Linked DNA regions of Homo sapiens: region 2 is linked to region 1. Evidence: read pairs that join two places in POLR2A ChIA-PET (ENCODE). Cell type or tissue: PC-9. All regions are shown on one strand.

Region 1 (8,000 bases):
AAGCCTTTGTGAGCCCCTTCTGGCCCCCTGCCTGGAGCATCTGGCAGCCCCACACCTGCCCTTGGGGGTTGCAGGCTGCCCCCTTCCTGCCAGACCGGAGGGGCTGGGGGGATCCCAGCAGGGGGAGGGCAATCCCTTCACCCCAGTTGCCAAACAGACCCCCCACCCCCTGGATTTTCCTTCTCCCTCCATCCCTTGACGGTTCTGGCCTTCCCAAACTGCTTTTGATCTTTTGATTCCTCTTGGGCTGAAGCAGACCAAGTTCCCCCCAGGCACCCCAGTTGTGGGGGAGCCTGTATTTTTTTTAACAACATCCCCATTCCCCACCTGGTCCTCCCCCTTCCCATGCTGCCAACTTCTAACCGCAATAGTGACTCTGTGCTTGTCTGTTTAGTTCTGTGTATAAATGGAATGTTGTGGAGATGACCCCTCCCTGTGCCGGCTGGTTCCTCTCCCTTTTCCCCTGGTCACGGCTACTCATGGAAGCAGGACCAGTAAGGGACCTTCGATTAAAAAAAAAAAAGACAATAATAAAAAGGCTCATTAATGGGATGTGTTTTTCAAGGTTGGGACACAGGAGACTTCAGGATTGGGGGTGCACTGGGATAATGGTGCTATCTCTCTCCTCTGTACTCCACACCCAACCAGCCCCTGCACACCCTTATCTGGCTCCAATGACTGGCTGAGACGCCTTTCTGATGGTCACCATTATTCTGTTGGTGCTGTGATTGACACTGGACTGGCTGTTTAAGGAGTGGGTGCTGGCTACAGGGGTCTTCCAGCGGAAGTGATTTATGCCTGAACTGGGTGCTCTGTAGCCTTGCCTGGATGGACAGTGAGGTCCATCTGATATTCTGTTCTGTCCCTTTCTAGGTGTGGGCTGATAGGCAAGTCAGAGGTAGCTCAAAGGTTCTGTTTGGTCTGCTGTCTTCCCTGGATGGCTGACTCAAGTTTATGAGGGTCAGGTTCAGTGGCTGCTGTGAGTCAGGCCAAGTTGAGCCTTTGACCTCCTCTAGATGTGGCTGGAGTGCATTCAGGGTGGGGCCAGCCAGGTGGAGCCCGGGACTTCAGACCCCGGTGTCTTGAGCACTGCCTCCCTGTGTTTAACCAAAAGGGTGTTGCCGGTACCCTGAGCCTTTTGCCAGCATTGTCAAGGGCTGTTTCCAGCCTGTACTTTGGGCTTTTTCCTGCCCAGCAGGCAAAGACATACAAGAAATCTGGCCCTAGGGTGAGGTGAACTGGGAGTGGTAATGTGGCATCTATATTTCCCTTATCAACTGAACTGAGGAAGAGTCCTCCTGGTGTTACAGTTGGCTCCATAACTCCTGGGAACTTGTGAGCGGTTCTGGGAGGAAGGGCTAGATCCCTTTTCTGGTTAGGAAATAGGTGTGGAGAACTTGGGATTCATTTTTGTGCTAGGGTTTATGGGGGTAGGGGCAAACCTGGAAGACTTCTGGGGTTCCTAGGTCCCAGCTTCTGGGTGTCGCGCCTTCCCACAGGGAGCCTGCTGTCACTGGAGAGAGGGCTGAGGATGCTGCAGGGGTGCCCTCCTTGGTGTCTCCAGGATCTGATCATACTGCCTTGGCAGAAAGTGTGCCTGGTGGACCTTTGAGCTGTGGGAAGGGAAGTAAGGACAACAGGCCTCCTTGCTACAAAACCAGGGTTTTTATTTGCGAAGGAGAACAGGCCGGGATCAAGTGAGCTATGATTCCTTCAGGGCTATGGGTGAGGGTAGAGGCTGTTCCTCAGCTTCCTGGGGAGAGGTGTCAGGGTCCCTGGGGCTCTGCTGACTGTGGCCAGTTATGATGCCCATGCTGCCCTGTGTCTTGCAGGGCCTGGCACCTGTGGTGGTGGTGATAGGGGGTTTGGGCTTTCCCTGAGAGGATGTGGGGCAGAGTGAGGGTGTGGCTAGTGGCACTGCTAGGGAAGGAGACATCTTGCCGGAGAGAGGGGTCTGGGATACCCTGGTCACTGGAGATCCCAGATTAGGGTCTGGCTGAGCTCTGGCTACTCTAAGGCTCCCCCTTTAGGGCAACAAGGGTGTTCCGGAGAATCAGGGTGCTGGCCTGCAGAGGAGAAACAGGTCCTTGAAGTCCCCTGCTCCCTGAGTCAGGCTGCCATTCTTTCTGCACCTTAGATGCTCCCTCGCTCCCCACACCCCTGCTCTCTGCAATAACAGCTGCTGTTAATTGGGCCTTCCTACCCAGAAGGCACGGGTCCTGAGCCAGGGAAGCATGGCCCCAAGCCTTAGCTGGGGCTCCTCTCATGCACACACACGCGCATACATGCGTGCACACCCTCACATGCACGCACACCCTGGTGCCTGGGGGAGGGAGGGAGGTGGGAGGTGGGAGGCTTCACAAGGGCCCAGTGAGGTGGGAGGGCTCACCTTGGCGTGTTTGAGCTCCAGCTCTGCCAGCTCAATGAGATTCTTTCGAAAAGAGGAGACCCGGCGGGACTTGAAGTCCATGAGCTCTGGAGAGGAGGGGAAGAGGCATGGGGATCCGGGCAGGGCAGGGCATGTGGCCCCAGGCTGGGGCTGGGGGCTGCGGGCTCACCTTGCTTGGCGGAGTCGGAGAGGCGCTCGAAGCGTTGGCAGCACAGCTGCTGGTGGCTCTCGGCGGGCCGCACCTCCCGGTTCCTGGTGCGCGCCTTGTCCAGCGCCTTGTTGGCATTCTCGTAGTCGGCCAGTGCCCGCAGCCGCCGGTACAGCAGGTCCTAGGACCATGGGCACAGGGTCACTGCTGCCCTGTCCTGGCATCCGGGCCTGAGCGCTGCGCTGGGGCTGCCTCTCACCTTGGCTGCCTGTGAGTCACGCATGTAGTACCTCAGCATGTCTGACAGCTTCAGGTCCTCATCGGAAGCCACCCGGCCCTCCAGCTTCTGCATCAGAAAGGTGGGCACTGGGAAGGGAGCTTGTCAGAGGGGCAGCTAAGGGGTGGGAGGCACCTCTTCATCTAAATATCCAGCAAAGAAGCCTTAGGTAACTGTTCCAGGTCAGGTCTGGTGTTGAGGGGTGCAGGCCAGGGAAGGCTTCACAGAGGAAGTGGGATCTAGTCTGGATCTCGGGGACTGAGTAAGAGCTGGACAGAGGGCGCTGAGGGCTTGGCAGCTGTGCAAGCCCGGCTATGTGTTCAGGGAAACTTTAGTTCAGGGAGGGCACTTGGGCAAAGCAGGGGAGGGAGGCAGTGGCTGGAGCACAAGAGGCTGAAAGTGGAAGCTCAGGACTTTAGGAGCTTCCAGAAGGGGCAGGGTCTCTGAAGGGCCTTGAGCAGGGAAGAGATGCGGTCCAATAGACATTTTAGGAAGATGGCAACACTCCAGTGACTTTCTTAGGGAAGAGTGGGGAACATGTGTGCCCGGGCAGTGTGCTGGCAGCTGGGTGCAGCCTGCCAGAGGTTTGGGCACACCCTTGTGCCTCCCAACCCTCCGCTGCTGCACACGTGCATACATGTGCATGCCCCTGCACCCCCCAACACACACACGAAGCTGGATCCTTGTCTTCACCCCACCTTTTGTTAAACTAGTCTGGAGTGTAAGCCCAACTTGCCACTGGGCCCAAGTTATCACTGAACCCAAGATGATCCTGGAGCTCTTCCCTCTGCCAGGACTCATCTTCCCTGCAAAGCTCACCAGGAAAGCCTTTGAGCACAGAAGGCAGTACTCACCCTCAGCCGTTCAAAGAGCTCTGCCAATTTGAGGAAGCTCCTAGGAAGCAGTAGGGAGGGAGTTAGGGTAGGGGGCTGAGGAACAGCTCAAAGCCTCTCTGTCTCAGCCTCTCCTTGGGAATCTCCCTCTCCCCTTTCCTTCCCAACACCATCCCCCAACAGGAGAGCCTACACCTCCCACCTAGAGCTGACAGTAGACATCTACAGAGTGACCCCTCATGGGAAGACATGGTATTACAGGCACAGGGAGAGGGTAGGGGTGGGGGGAGTCCTCACGTCCTTAGCTGGTTGACTTCCTGTGTTCCCAGACTGCTCAGCGCAGCTGAGATAGGGATATAATCGTCTGCCAGGCCTGTTGGGGAACAGCCCCCATCAGAGCCCCTACATCTGCATGTCAAGCCTTGGTGCTTGTGGCCACAGACAAACAACAAGGCACGCCCTGCTCTCTTCTCTCCCCCAAGGAGTTGAACCGCTGGGGAGAGGGGCAGGGGGATCCAGGACCCCTTGGGCCCTGCGTACACTTGTGGGCGCGCATGACGCGGTCGGCCCGCAGGCAGGCATCTCGGATACGGGTGTGATACTCCAACAGGAAGGTCCTCTCATGCTCAAAGAAGTCATCCACCTCCTAAGGGAGCCAGGCAGGACCCCATTTACACTGGGTCACCACGGGGCTTGACAACACAGGCACCCAGGGTTGGCAAAATCTCCTTCCAAACCAGGCCAGGCCCCACCAGTGGCTTCCTTCCCACACCCAGCCTGGGCCTCAATCTGTGCTGTGGACTTGAGGTGCTGGGTTGAATCCGGAGAGGAGCACCAGGGGTTACCTTGAGCCCTGACATGCCCGTGATGAGGGCTTCATCCGCGGACTTCACAATATTCCTCAGAAACCCTCCGAGGAGCTCCTTCCTGTTCTTCCCCCGGACACTCAGCTGAGGCACACAGGGAGGGTATGATGCTGGGGTGGGCGTTCTCACCTCCCACCCCAAGTTGCAAGCCACTCACGGAGCTGTGACACAGGATTGGGCCCACTTGGGCCCCTTCTCCAGCCCTGCCACCCCTGGGTGCCTCCCCACCCAAGGTAGACTCCTGGCCCAAGGGTGACCCCAGGGATTCGGCCCAGCTCACATCCTGTCCATATTCCAAAAACACAAAGAAGTTGTGGTCTCGACGCAGGGTGGGGTGGGCCGCCAGGCGCTGCAGAAAGACTTCGTGCATCGCAACTGTCTTCTTAAAGATGGCCAGGTACTCCCTGCGAGAGTGGCAGCAGCTCACCGGCCCTCCTCAGCCCCCATCATCCTGCCTGCCCCCTTTCTGGGGTCAGAGGTCAGGGTTGCTAAACATTCATGGGGAGATAGCTGGGGAAGACATCTGGACTCTGGGGATGGCAGGGAAAGGAGGGGGCACTCACGCTTCCAGCTCCTGCTTCATCTTGGCAAACTCTTCCCGAGTGACAGAGCTGTCCCCCTCGCCCAATTTCTGTAGCTTTTCCCTCGAAGCCTCAAAGTCTGGCCTCGGAGGGGCTGGGGGGATCTGCTCAAAGGAGGGACGGAGCTGGGAGGCCTCTCACTGCCGAGACGGCCATCACAGCCTTTGGTCCTCACCCAAGTGCTCTGCCTGTCCCTCCCAGCCCCTGCCCAGCCCCTCCTCACGATGAGGCCGGCGTACTCCTCATTCTCCACGTAGGCATCATGCAGCCAGATGAACTCCTCGTGCTGCCGCACGACTGAGAACTCGGTCTGGGCGAAGTGAGGGAGGCAGCTCTGGAAGCGGGAAGGCCAACTGAGGTCCTCTCTCTGCCCCAAGCCCTGCCTCAGCAAGTCTGGGCATGCACTTTTGGGCCCCCCTCATCCCACATCCCAGGGAGGACAAAGTTAGAGCTCAGGTGTGCATGATTTCATTTAGAATGGTGGACAGGAATGATTAGGACTCGGGGCCTTAGGCAGAGCTAAGAGGCTCACTTTCCAGGAGGGGCTGAGGGCAAGTGCCAGGTGGAGGAAGAGTGCCCACAGGCTGTGTTGGCACATGCCTACCACCCCCTGGGGGAGGCCTCCTGCGGGCAGCCACCAGGACCTTTCCTCGTGCCCCGCACTGCCTCACCTTTGTTTGAACAGTGAATTTCACCTTGTCCCGCTCACTCACTGCGTCAGAAATCTCCACCTGTAAGGAGCTGTCTCCCTGCAGATCCACCGATGCACAGGAAGGCTGCGGAGGAGGGGAGGTCTCTGGCCTGGCTGAGCATGGCCCCTTTGCCCTTCCTTGCCCTGCAGGCTTTCTGATCCACCTGCAGAACCCTCTTCAGCAGCACTGCTTCAGCAATGCCCCAGGTCACCAGAGAGGGGTCCTGATAAGGCACTGACCTGAGTTTTGCAACTGCCAAAACATTTTAACCCTCCCATCCTTGGAGGCAGGCAGAAAACTTCCCATTTTACAGCTGTTGAAGCTGAGACAACCAGAGGAGAAGTAACTTGTCCAAGGTTATGCAGCTGCAAAGCGACAGTGCCAGATTGAAACCCAGTTGTTGTTTCTTTGTTTGTTTTTTTAGACGGAGTCTTGCACTGCCCAGGCTGGAGTGCAGTGGCGCGATCTCAGCTCACTGCAACCTCCACCTCCCGGGTTCAAGCGATTCTGCTGCCTCAGCCTCCCGAGTAGCTGGGACCACAGGCATGAGCCACCATGCCTGGCTAACTTTTGTATTTTTAGTAGAGACGGGGTTTCACTATGTTTGGTCAGGCTGGTCTCAAACTCCTGACCTCAAGTGATCCACCTGCCTTGGCGTCCCAAAGTGCTGAGATTACAGGCATGAGCCACCGTGCCCAGCAAAACCCAGTTTCTTAATTCCCAACCCCATGCACTTTCTCAGTTACTTGCCCACCCCTTCCCCAGCTGGCTACCTCAGGCATCCCTTAACCAGGGCTTCAAGTGAGTTGGATGAGACATTCCCACCTCTTTTGCGGGGGTTGCCAAAACCATTCCATTTACTACTTTTGGTGCCAAGAGGCAAAAGCTTACATGCAAAGCATGTGTATTTCTTCAAGTGAAAAGATCCACAAGACACCAAGCTACTAGCTCATTCTTGCATTGAGCTATTCAACATGTATTTATTTATTTTTGAGACAGGGTCTCGCTCTGTCACTCAGGCTGTAATGCAGTGGTGCCATCATAGCTCACTGCAGCCTCCAACTCCTGGGCTCAAGTGATCCTCCTGCCTTAGCCTCCCGGGTAGCTGGGACTACAGGCATGTACCACCATGCCAAGCTTTTTTTTTTTTTTTTAGAGACAGAGTCTTGCTATGTTGCCCAGGCTGGTCTCAAACTCCTGGGCTCAAGCAATCCTCCCACCTCAGCCTCCCAAAGGGCCGGAAGCAACATGCATTTATTGAATACCTACTGTGTCCACACCATAGTGCCAAGTGATATTAGGGGGAAGGGAAGAGGCTTAGGAATCACTCTACCCTTCAGCATTGCTCACCAGTATACAACAGGCACCTGTCCCACCTCTCAATCTGGAGGCCTCCTCACTCTCTCCTCTCTCTGCTTTTGGCACACTTTGGAGATGGTCCCTGAGATGGGGCTTGGTGATATGTGGGTCCAGAAACAGGCAAGACCTTGCTTGATGGTGGCCCATCTGCAGTAGTGATGTCTCCTCCCTGGATGGAGATCCCTGCATCTGTCCCCTCCTCCTGGCTGTCCGGCATGAAGGAATTGACCCTGAGGTCACTGGCCACTGTTTACAGGGTTATCTCTACATTGTTTCTCACTTTTTTTTTTTTTTTGATAGCATCTTGCTCTGTCACCCAGGTTGGAGTGCAGTGAAGTGATCTCGGCTAACTGCAAACTCTGCCTCCCAAGTTCAAGCAATTCTCTTGCCTCAGCCTCCTGAGTAGCTGGGATTACAGGCACACGCCACCACTCCCAGCTAATTTTTGTATTTTTAGTAGACACGGGGTTTTGCCATGTTGGCCAGACTGGTCTTGAACTTGTGAGCTCAAGTGATCTGCCTGCCTCGGCCTCCCAAGGTGCTGGGATTACAGGTGTGAGCCACTGCACCCAGCCCCCTTTTGTTTTTTTAATTAAGGTATAAGTTATATACAGGAAAGTGCACAAATTTTAAGTGTAAAGCACCAATTATTTGTATATGTGTATACAGCTGGGTAACCATCACCCAACTCAGATCATGATAGATATATATTTTATTTATTTATTTGGAGACAGGGTCTTGCTCTGTCACTCAGGCTGGAGTTTGGTGGCGCCATCACAGCTCACCGCAGCCTCCGTGATGAGCTGGGCTCAGACAATCCTCCTGACTCAGCCTTCCAAGTAGCAAGGACCACGG
Region 2 (8,000 bases), 330 kb after region 1:
CCAAAGGCCCTCCCCGCCCCACAGCATCTGAGTCAAGATTCCATGACCTCTGCTGGGTCAGGGTCTGTGGAGTGTCTGCCACTCTCCTCCCCTGCTCCTGATTCTGATTCTCAGCCCCCGCTGTCTTCCCCACACACGGCTGGGGCCGGGCATTGCATAGAGCAGAGCCTTCCTCCCTCCTCCCTACAGCAACCCTGCAGGCCAGTGCACCCAGATGCTCCTCACTATACACATGTGGAAACCAAGGTTCAGAGGCAAAGCAGAGGGCTCCCTCCTCAGTATCTCTCCACGTGCTGTCGCCTCTGCCTGGAACTCTTACTCCAGGTACCATCCCTCTGGCTCCCACAGTCATGTCCTTCAGGCCCCAGCTCCAATGTCACACTTCAGAGAGCCCATCCCTGAATACCCACTCCAGTACTTTCCTTCCTGCACTGGATTTTTCTTTTCTTTTTTTTTAAGACTGAGTTTTGCTCTTGTTGCCCAGGCTGGAGTGCAATGGTGCGATCTCGGCTCACTGCAACCTCCTGCCTCCCAGGTTCAAGCTATTCTCCCGCCTCAGCCTCTGGAGTAGCTGGGATTACAGGTATGCGCCACCATGCCTGGCTAGTTTTTTGTATTTTTAGTAGAGACGGGGTTTCTCCATGTTGGTCAGGCTGGTCTCAAACTCCTGACCTCAAATAATCCGCCAGCCCCGGCCTCCCAAAGTGCTGGGTTTACAGGCGGGAGCCACCGCACTGGCTGGTTTTCTTATTTATGGTGTTCTTTTGTTTGTTTTGAGACGGAGATTTGCTCTTGTTGCCCAGGCTAGAATGCAATGGCACAATCTTGGCTCACTGCAACCTCCACCTCCCAGGTTCAAGCGATTTTCCTGCCCCAGCCTTCCTGAGTAGCCGGGATTACAGGCATGTGCCACCACTCCCGGCTAATTTTTGTACTTTTAGTAGAGATGGGGTTTCTCCATGTCGTCAGCTGGTATCGAACTCCCGACCTCAGGTGATCCACCCGCCTCAGCCTCCCAAAGTGCTGGGATTACAGGCGTGAGCCACTGCACCTGGCTCTTATTTATGGTTTTTATGTTTTCTGTCTCTTCCCCAGCAAGAGTTCCCAAGGTTGGGGATCTGGTCTGTTTACTTTTTGCTAGATTCTTGAGGACAGTGATCTAGGTCCGCCTCACCTTCCTCCACACCGTGCTGCCCACCCCCCTGCAGCCAGTACAGGGTGTTACACCCCTGGGGACCAGAGCCAGAATGTACACGTGGAGTGACTGGAGTAACCAGAGCTGGCCCTAAATGCCTGCTGGGCACAGAACACTATACCACACATTTTCAATTCTGACTCCTCACTGGGTCCCTTTGAAGTAGGTACAGGTTGAGTCTCCCTTGTCCAAAATGTTTGGGACCAGAAGTGTTTCAGATTTCAGATGTTTTTTGGATTTTGGAATATGTGCATTATACCAATTCAACATCTTTTTTTTTTTTTTTTTTTTGAGACGAAGTCTCACACTGTCGCCCGGGCTAGAGTGCAGTGGCACGATCTCGGCTCACTGCAACCTCCGTCTCCTGGGTTCAAGTGATTCTCCTACCTCAGCCTCTGGAGTAGCTGGGATTACAGATGCCCGCCCAGCTGATTTTTTGTATTTTTAGTAGAGATGGGGTTTCTCCATGTTGGTCAGGCTGGTGTCGAATTCCTGACCTCAGGTGATCCACCCACCTCAGCCTCCCAAAGTGCTGGGATTACAGGCATGAGCCACCGCGCCTGGCTCCAATTTAACATCTGTAATCCAAAAAAATCTGAAATGCAAAATGCTCTAATGGGCATTTCCTTGGATTGTAATGTTGGTGGTCAAAAAGTTTCCAGTGTTGGAGTAGATCATGCATTTTCGGATTAGGGATGCTCAACCTGTACTATTATTGGGACTGAACTTCAGCCAAGGGAAGTCACAGAGTAAGTATGAGCTGGAGCCTGGGTTTGAACCCGGATTGGCCTAACTCCACAGTCCATGCTTGTCTCCTGAGGGTCAATTGTGAGGTACCCTGAAAAGCAGGGTAGGGGCAGAATGAAAAAGATAGGGTCGAAGCCCAGGGTGGGTTGGGGGCTCACCTGAATCTCCTCCAGGAAGAGGTTGGTTTCTACAAAGCGGTTGCTCATGAAGCCACCAGGTGCCCGGCAGTTCTGCAGGAAGCGGGCTGGGTTGGGACGCACCTTGGGGTTTGCTCCCACCAGCTCACAGTAATGGGGCACCAGCGTTTTGGGGATCTGTAGGGGAGGGGTCAGTGTCAGGGCAGGGGTAGCCAGCTGGCAGAGGGGCTGAGGCAGGGCAAAGAGCCAGGGGCAAGAAACTTACCTTCCCAGGGTTGCGTAGGGCTGCTGCCCGAGGTAGGGGCCCATTGAAGACTTCCCAAATGAGGCAGCCCAAGCGCCACATGTCTGCTGACCTGTGGCAGTGACCCAGAGCTCTTAGGGCCCCACCAACCACCTGCACAGGCCTCCAGCCTGCCTTGGGCACCAGGCACCCACTGCATGCCAGGGCCTGGCTATGTCCCTCAGCTGAGCCATCAGTCCCAAGAGGCAGGTTTCATTAGCCTCACTTAACAGATTAAAAAAACCAAGCCTCAGAGAACTAGGCACATCTGTCCAGGTCACAGAGCTTTCAAGTTCAGAATCACCCAACCCCGAATGCTGTGTCCATCCCGCCCTACCGCCCTGAGGACCCTGGGGGCAGAGGAGTGTCCCTCACTCCTGGGACACTGATTCCCTCCCCAGCCAGGCAGCAGGGAACAGGGGAGTGCCAACTAGTCTAGGAGTCCTGAGGCTGCAGGGGCCTCCAGGACAGGGCAGGTTGGGGCGCGCTGCCCCCAGTCACCCACCACTTCTCTCTGACCACTCTGCCACTGCTGTCAGCCAACTCCGGGGGGTCATACTGCTCAAGCTCGGGGATCCCCTTGCGGGGAGGTCCCCCACCGTTGCCCTGGGCCGAATACATGTAGTCCAGGCCCCCAAGCTTCCACTCGCCAGCTCGGTCCACGAACACGGCGGCCATGCAGACATTGTTGTGGATGAGGCTGCAGTCGTTGACCAGGAAGCTGAGGGCTTTCTGGGGGCAAAAGGAGCCATCACGCCCCAGCACCTGCAACCCCCCATCCCTGCTCTCATCACCACTGCCCCCCACCTCACCACGATCTGGTGTAGCCCCCAGGAGATCTCCAGCTCCTTCAGGCCACCAGCCTCCACTCTCGCCTTGAGGTATATTCCCAACGGGGTCACAGCCTCTGTCACGACGTGGAGGCATTTTTCTGTCTGGGGAAGGGGACACAGGGTTATCAAGGGCGGAGGGGCAGAGAGGAAGGAGAGATAAGCGACTTGAAGTTGGGAGAGATGGGGAAGAGGAAACCAAATCTGGGGGTGCTGGGGCACATAGGGTGGAAACAGGGCAGGAGGGGAGACAGGAGTGGGTAACCAGGACATCGTGAGGGGCAGAGACGGGCAGGCAAGGCAGCAGGTACCTCCAGTCCATCGATGTAAGCCAGGATGTTGGGGTGCCGTAGAGTTTTGAAGCGCTTGAAGGCAGCTTTGGCCACCTGGGTCTGCTCTTCCGCGCCAGGCTTCACATCATAGACGAAGATGGACACGGGGCTGCCTGTGGCCTAGGGGAGGGCAGCGGGGCCTGAGATGGTCCCAGAGCTGTTGTGTGGCCGGAAGACAAGGGCCCGCAGCCAGGTCTCTCCCCAGGTCAGCCTTAGGGACACTTCGCCGGGCCCACGTGACCCCGGCCCTGTCCGCCTGTCGGTCCCTCGGTCCCTCCGCCCGCCACGTAGGCACTGCCCGCCCCCTCCCCGGCCTGCTACCCCTTGGTTCCGCCGCCACGTCAGGCCGGGCGCAACGCGACGGGGTCGGCGGCGCGGAATAGGCAAGGCCCAGGTCGACCGCGGCCTACGGAGCTCGGCCGCACTCACCTTCTTGCGGCCGCGGTGCAGGGCCCAGGGCCCGGGCAGGCCGCCCTCTGGGGGCTCCGGGATGAGCTCGAACGGAAAGTCCCGGACCGGGTCCCGGGCAAAGAACCACATCGTCCCCACCGCCGCCGCGGGTTCGGGCGCCTTAGCTCCGGGTCCTCCGGCCGCCCGAGCCGGGGCGGGGCGGAGAGGGGGCGGGGCCTGCGTCAGACGGGGGCGGGGCCCGGGGGCCAGGGCGGGGCCTACGTCGGGGCGGAGCAGGACGTGAATTGGGGCGGGGTGGGGCAGAACCTGAGTTGGGGCGGGAAGGGGCGGGGACAAGGGAGGGGCGGGAGAGGGGCGGGGATGGGGGGGCTAGGGAGGGGCGGGGATGGGGGGGCTAGGGAGGGGCGGGGATGGGGGGGCTAGGGAGGGGCGGGGCAGTCCGGGGCGGCGGGCGGTACTAAGATCAGTACTCCGCCGCCGGGTAAGTCACTTAAAACCCTCCAAGCCTGTGAGCCCTTTTATCTAAAGAGGCCTAAATCCTAAAGGATAATAGAGCCTGCCTTCTAGCGTACTGTAAGGATGAGAGCTTAAGAAGGGACAGAGGGATGGGGAAACCGAGGCAAAAAGGGGGAGAGGTAGAAAGACTGACAGGCATGAGAGGGTGCAGTGAGGAGTGAGGCAGAGACCCAGAGAGGGAGACTGGCCCCACGCCAGACACTCTCTCCCACCAGCAAGTGGGTGCCTCCAGGCTCCGGGGAGGAGTCGGTCCTGGTGAAGTGACCATGAGAGAAGCACGAGGAGACGCCCCAGAGAAAGAGCGTGGGTGAGAGGCAGAGAGTGAATCCAAGGTTCCAAGGAGGTCCAGAACCCCGGGGCAGGGGCGGGCACCCAGGGAATGGAGGAAGGAGAGACTGAGGAGGGAAGAAGAAGTGACCCCAGGAAAGGAGGGAGGGAGAAGGAGCAACTGGGCAGGTCTGGAAGAGGCCAAAGGGCTGGGAGGGGACCCTGCTCTCCTGGGCTCAGCTGCCCGGCTCTCAAGCCAACGGATTGCATCTCTCAGTGCCTGTGTAGACAGCCATGGAGTGGTGTTAGCTCAATCAGCACATCACACTGGTGGGGATCCAGCCCCTGAGCTGTGTAGGAGGGGCTGGACAGGCAGTGGTTCTTCTGCTGGTAGGGTCTCAGGACCCAGGCTTGGGGACAGTGCCTCAACCACAGCTATGGAGCACTGGTGAGATTCTGGGACTGGTTATGAAAAGTCTGGTTGGGATGCCTTTGGGAGATAACTCAAGGGCAGAGATGCCACAGTGAGACGGTGCTGGGTTTCAATCACGGTTCAGCCCCTCATTGGATGTGAGAACTCACACAGTTCCCTTTGGGTGCGTTAGGTCCCCCATCTATAAACTGGGGTGAGGGCCAGGCACAGTGGTTCACGCTTGTAATCTCAGCACTTTGGGAGGCCGAGGCTGGAGGATCACCTGAGGTCAGGAGTTCCAGGTCAGCCTGACCAACATGTTTGAAGGGGGCCTGCCCCTCCACACCTGTGGGTATTTCTCGTCAGGTGGAGACAAGAGACTGAGAAAAGAAATAAGACACAAAGTATAGAGAAAGAACAGTGGGCCCAGGGGACCGGCACACTCAGTATACGAGGACCTGCACCGGCGCTGGTCTCTCAGTTCCCTCAGTATTTACTGATTACTATTTTCACTATCTCTGCAAGGGGACTGCGGCAGAACAGGGTGATGGTGGGAAGAAGGTCAGCAGGAAAACATGTGAGTAAAGGAATCTGCATCATAAATAAGTTCAAGGGAAGGTACTGTGCCCGGATGTGCACGTAGGCTGGATTTATGTTTCTCTTTACCCAAACATCTCAGTGTAGCAAAGAGTAACAGAGCAGTATCACCGCTAGCATATCTCACCTCCAGCCATAGGGCAGTTTTCTCCTATCTCAGAATAGAATGACTGGTGGGCTTTACACCAAGACATTCCATTCCCAGGGACATACGGGAAACAGAGGCCTTCCTCTTATCTCAACCGCAAAGAGATCTTCCTCTTTTACTAATTCTCAGCACAGACCCTTTACGGGTGTCGGGCTGGGGGATGGTAAGGTCTTTCCCTTCCCACAAGGCCATATCAGGCTGTCTCAGTCGGGGAGACAATACCCAGGCTTTCTCGGGCAGAGGTCCCTGTGGCTTTGCACAGTGCATCATGTCCCTGGTTAATAGAGAATGGAGAATGGCGATGACTTTTACCAAGCATACTGCTTGCAAACATATAGTTAACAAGGCACATCCTGCACAGCCCTAAATCCCTTAAACCTTGATTCAATACAGCGCATGTTTCTGTGAGCACAGGGTTGGAACTAAAGTTACAGATTAACAGCATCTCAAAGCAGAAGAATTTTTCTTAGTACAGATCAAAACGGAGTTTCTTATGTCTTCTTTTTTTCTGCATAGACACAGTAACAGTCTGATCTCGCTTCCTTTCCCCCACATATGTGTGGGCGGAGGAATACCTAGGTGCGGAGGCAAGAGATTGAAGGCACAAACTGTTTCAGTATAAAAAAGAAAATAGTTAGAATAAGAATAGTCATAATACAAATTAGATATAGAGATGGTCATGAACAATTATCAATCATTGTTATAAGCATTATTAATCATTAGCTTTTAATATTACTCTTTGTTGCATTACTAATATAACCTAGGAATAACCGGCGGGTATAGGGTCAGGTGCTGAAGGGACATTGTGAGAAGTGACCTAGAAGGCAAGAGGTGAGCCTTCTGTCACGCCCGCATAAGGGCCTCTTGAGGGCTCTTTGGTCAAGCGGTAACGCCAGTGTCTGGGAAGGCACCCGTTACTTAGCAGACCGCGAAAGGGAGTCTCCTTTCCTTGGAGGAGTCAGGGGACACTCTGCTCCACCAGCTTCTTGTGGAAGGCTGGATATTATCCAGGCCTGCCCGCAGTCATCCAGAAGCCTAAACCCCTCCCTGTGGTGCTGTGCTTCAATGCTCACGCTCTTTGTCCACTTTCATGCTCCTCCCATACTCCTGGTTCGTCTTTGAAATTCGTAGTAGATAGAGGTAGAAGAAATAGTGAAAGTCTTAAAGTCTTTGATCTTTCTTATAAGAGCAGAGAAGAAAACGCTGACGTATGCTGCCTTCTCTCTCTGCTTCGGCTACCTAAAAGGGAAGGGCCCCCTATCCTGTAATCACCTGACCTGCTTCACCTTGTCAATCACTTAGAAGATTCACCCTCCTTACCCTGCCCCCTTGTCTTGTATACAATAAATATCAGCGAGCCCAGCCATTTGGGGCCACTACCGGTCTCCGCGTCTTGATGGTAGTGGTCCCTGGGGCCCAGCTGTTTTCTCTTTATCTCTTTGTCTTGTGTCTTTATTTATTACAATCTCTAGTCTCCACACAGGGGGAGAACACATGCTAAGCCCCGTAGGGCTGGACCCTACACATATGTTGAAACCCCGTCTCTACTAAAAACACAAAAATTAGCCAGGTGTGGTGGTGGGCACCTGTAATCCCAGCTACTGGGAAGGCTGAGGCAGGAGAATCGCTTGAATCTGGGAGGTGGAGGTTGCAGTGAGCCGAGATCGCACCACTGCACTCCAGCCTGGACGACAGAGCGAGACTCCATCTCAAAAAAAAAGTGGGAACTTGGATGGGCACGGTAGCTCACGCCTGTAATCCCAGCACTTTGGGAGGCCGAGGCGGATGGCTCACCTGAGGTCAGGAGTTCAAGACCAGCCTGGCCAACATGGTGAAACCCCGTCTCTACTAAAAATACAAAAATTAGCCAGGCGAGGCCAGGCGCAGTGGCTCACGCCTGTAATCCCAGCACTTTGGGAGGCCGAGGCGGGCGGATCACGAGGTCAGGAGATCGAGACCATCCTGGCTAACACAATGAAACCCCGTCTCTACTAAAAATACAAAAAAAATTAGCCGGGCGTGGTGGCAGGCGACTGTAGTCCCAGCTACTCCAGAGGCTGAGGCAGAAGAATGGCGTGAACCTGGGAGGCGGAGCTTGCAGTGAGCCAAGATCGCACCACTGCAC

What was found. ChIA-PET counts read pairs that join two places held together with the same protein. Peaks named below come from ENCODE experiments on the same cell type or tissue, not always from the same donor. Only the 100,000 strongest peaks of a DNase experiment are listed, where the experiment ranks them.
Region 2: POLR2A ChIA-PET joins it to region 1 with 14 read pairs; 5 of 35 experiments call an interaction of 5 or more read pairs at or near these places.

Annotation. Positions count from the first base shown.
Region 1 is chr11:65,847,348-65,855,347 of GRCh38, reverse strand. It overlaps SNX32 (sorting nexin 32), which reads right to left. Exons shown (of 13, transcript NM_152760.3): 2 at 5,766-5,870; 3 at 5,318-5,428; 4 at 5,077-5,198; 5 at 4,794-4,917; 6 at 4,493-4,597; 7 at 4,188-4,293; 8 at 3,945-4,020; 9 at 3,669-3,708; 10 at 2,797-2,883; 11 at 2,559-2,718; 12 at 2,390-2,475; 13 at 1,647-2,066. The coding sequence ends at 2,013. It overlaps CFL1 (cofilin 1), which reads left to right. Exons shown (of 4, transcript NM_005507.3): 4 at 1-675. The coding sequence ends at 12. Among named protein-coding and RNA genes, the nearest start is that of CFL1, 6.8 kb to the left of the region's middle. RefSeq lists enhancers at 2,466-2,515, 2,566-2,785, 3,033-3,894, 4,416-4,575 and a silencer at 4,016-4,310. In PC-9, CTCF peaks have their summits at 3,697 and 3,906; no DNase peak of the experiment used is centred here.
Region 2 is chr11:65,521,218-65,529,217 of GRCh38, reverse strand. It overlaps SCYL1 (SCY1 like pseudokinase 1), which reads right to left and starts at 4,135. Exons shown (of 18, transcript NM_020680.4): 1 at 3,954-4,135; 2 at 3,504-3,644; 3 at 3,175-3,297; 4 at 2,868-3,094; 5 at 2,345-2,435; 6 at 2,101-2,256. The coding sequence starts at 4,064. RefSeq lists a silencer at 3,788-4,287. In PC-9, no CTCF peak of the experiment used is centred here; no DNase peak of the experiment used is centred here; H3K4me3 peaks cover 1,605 bases; H3K27ac peaks cover 544 bases.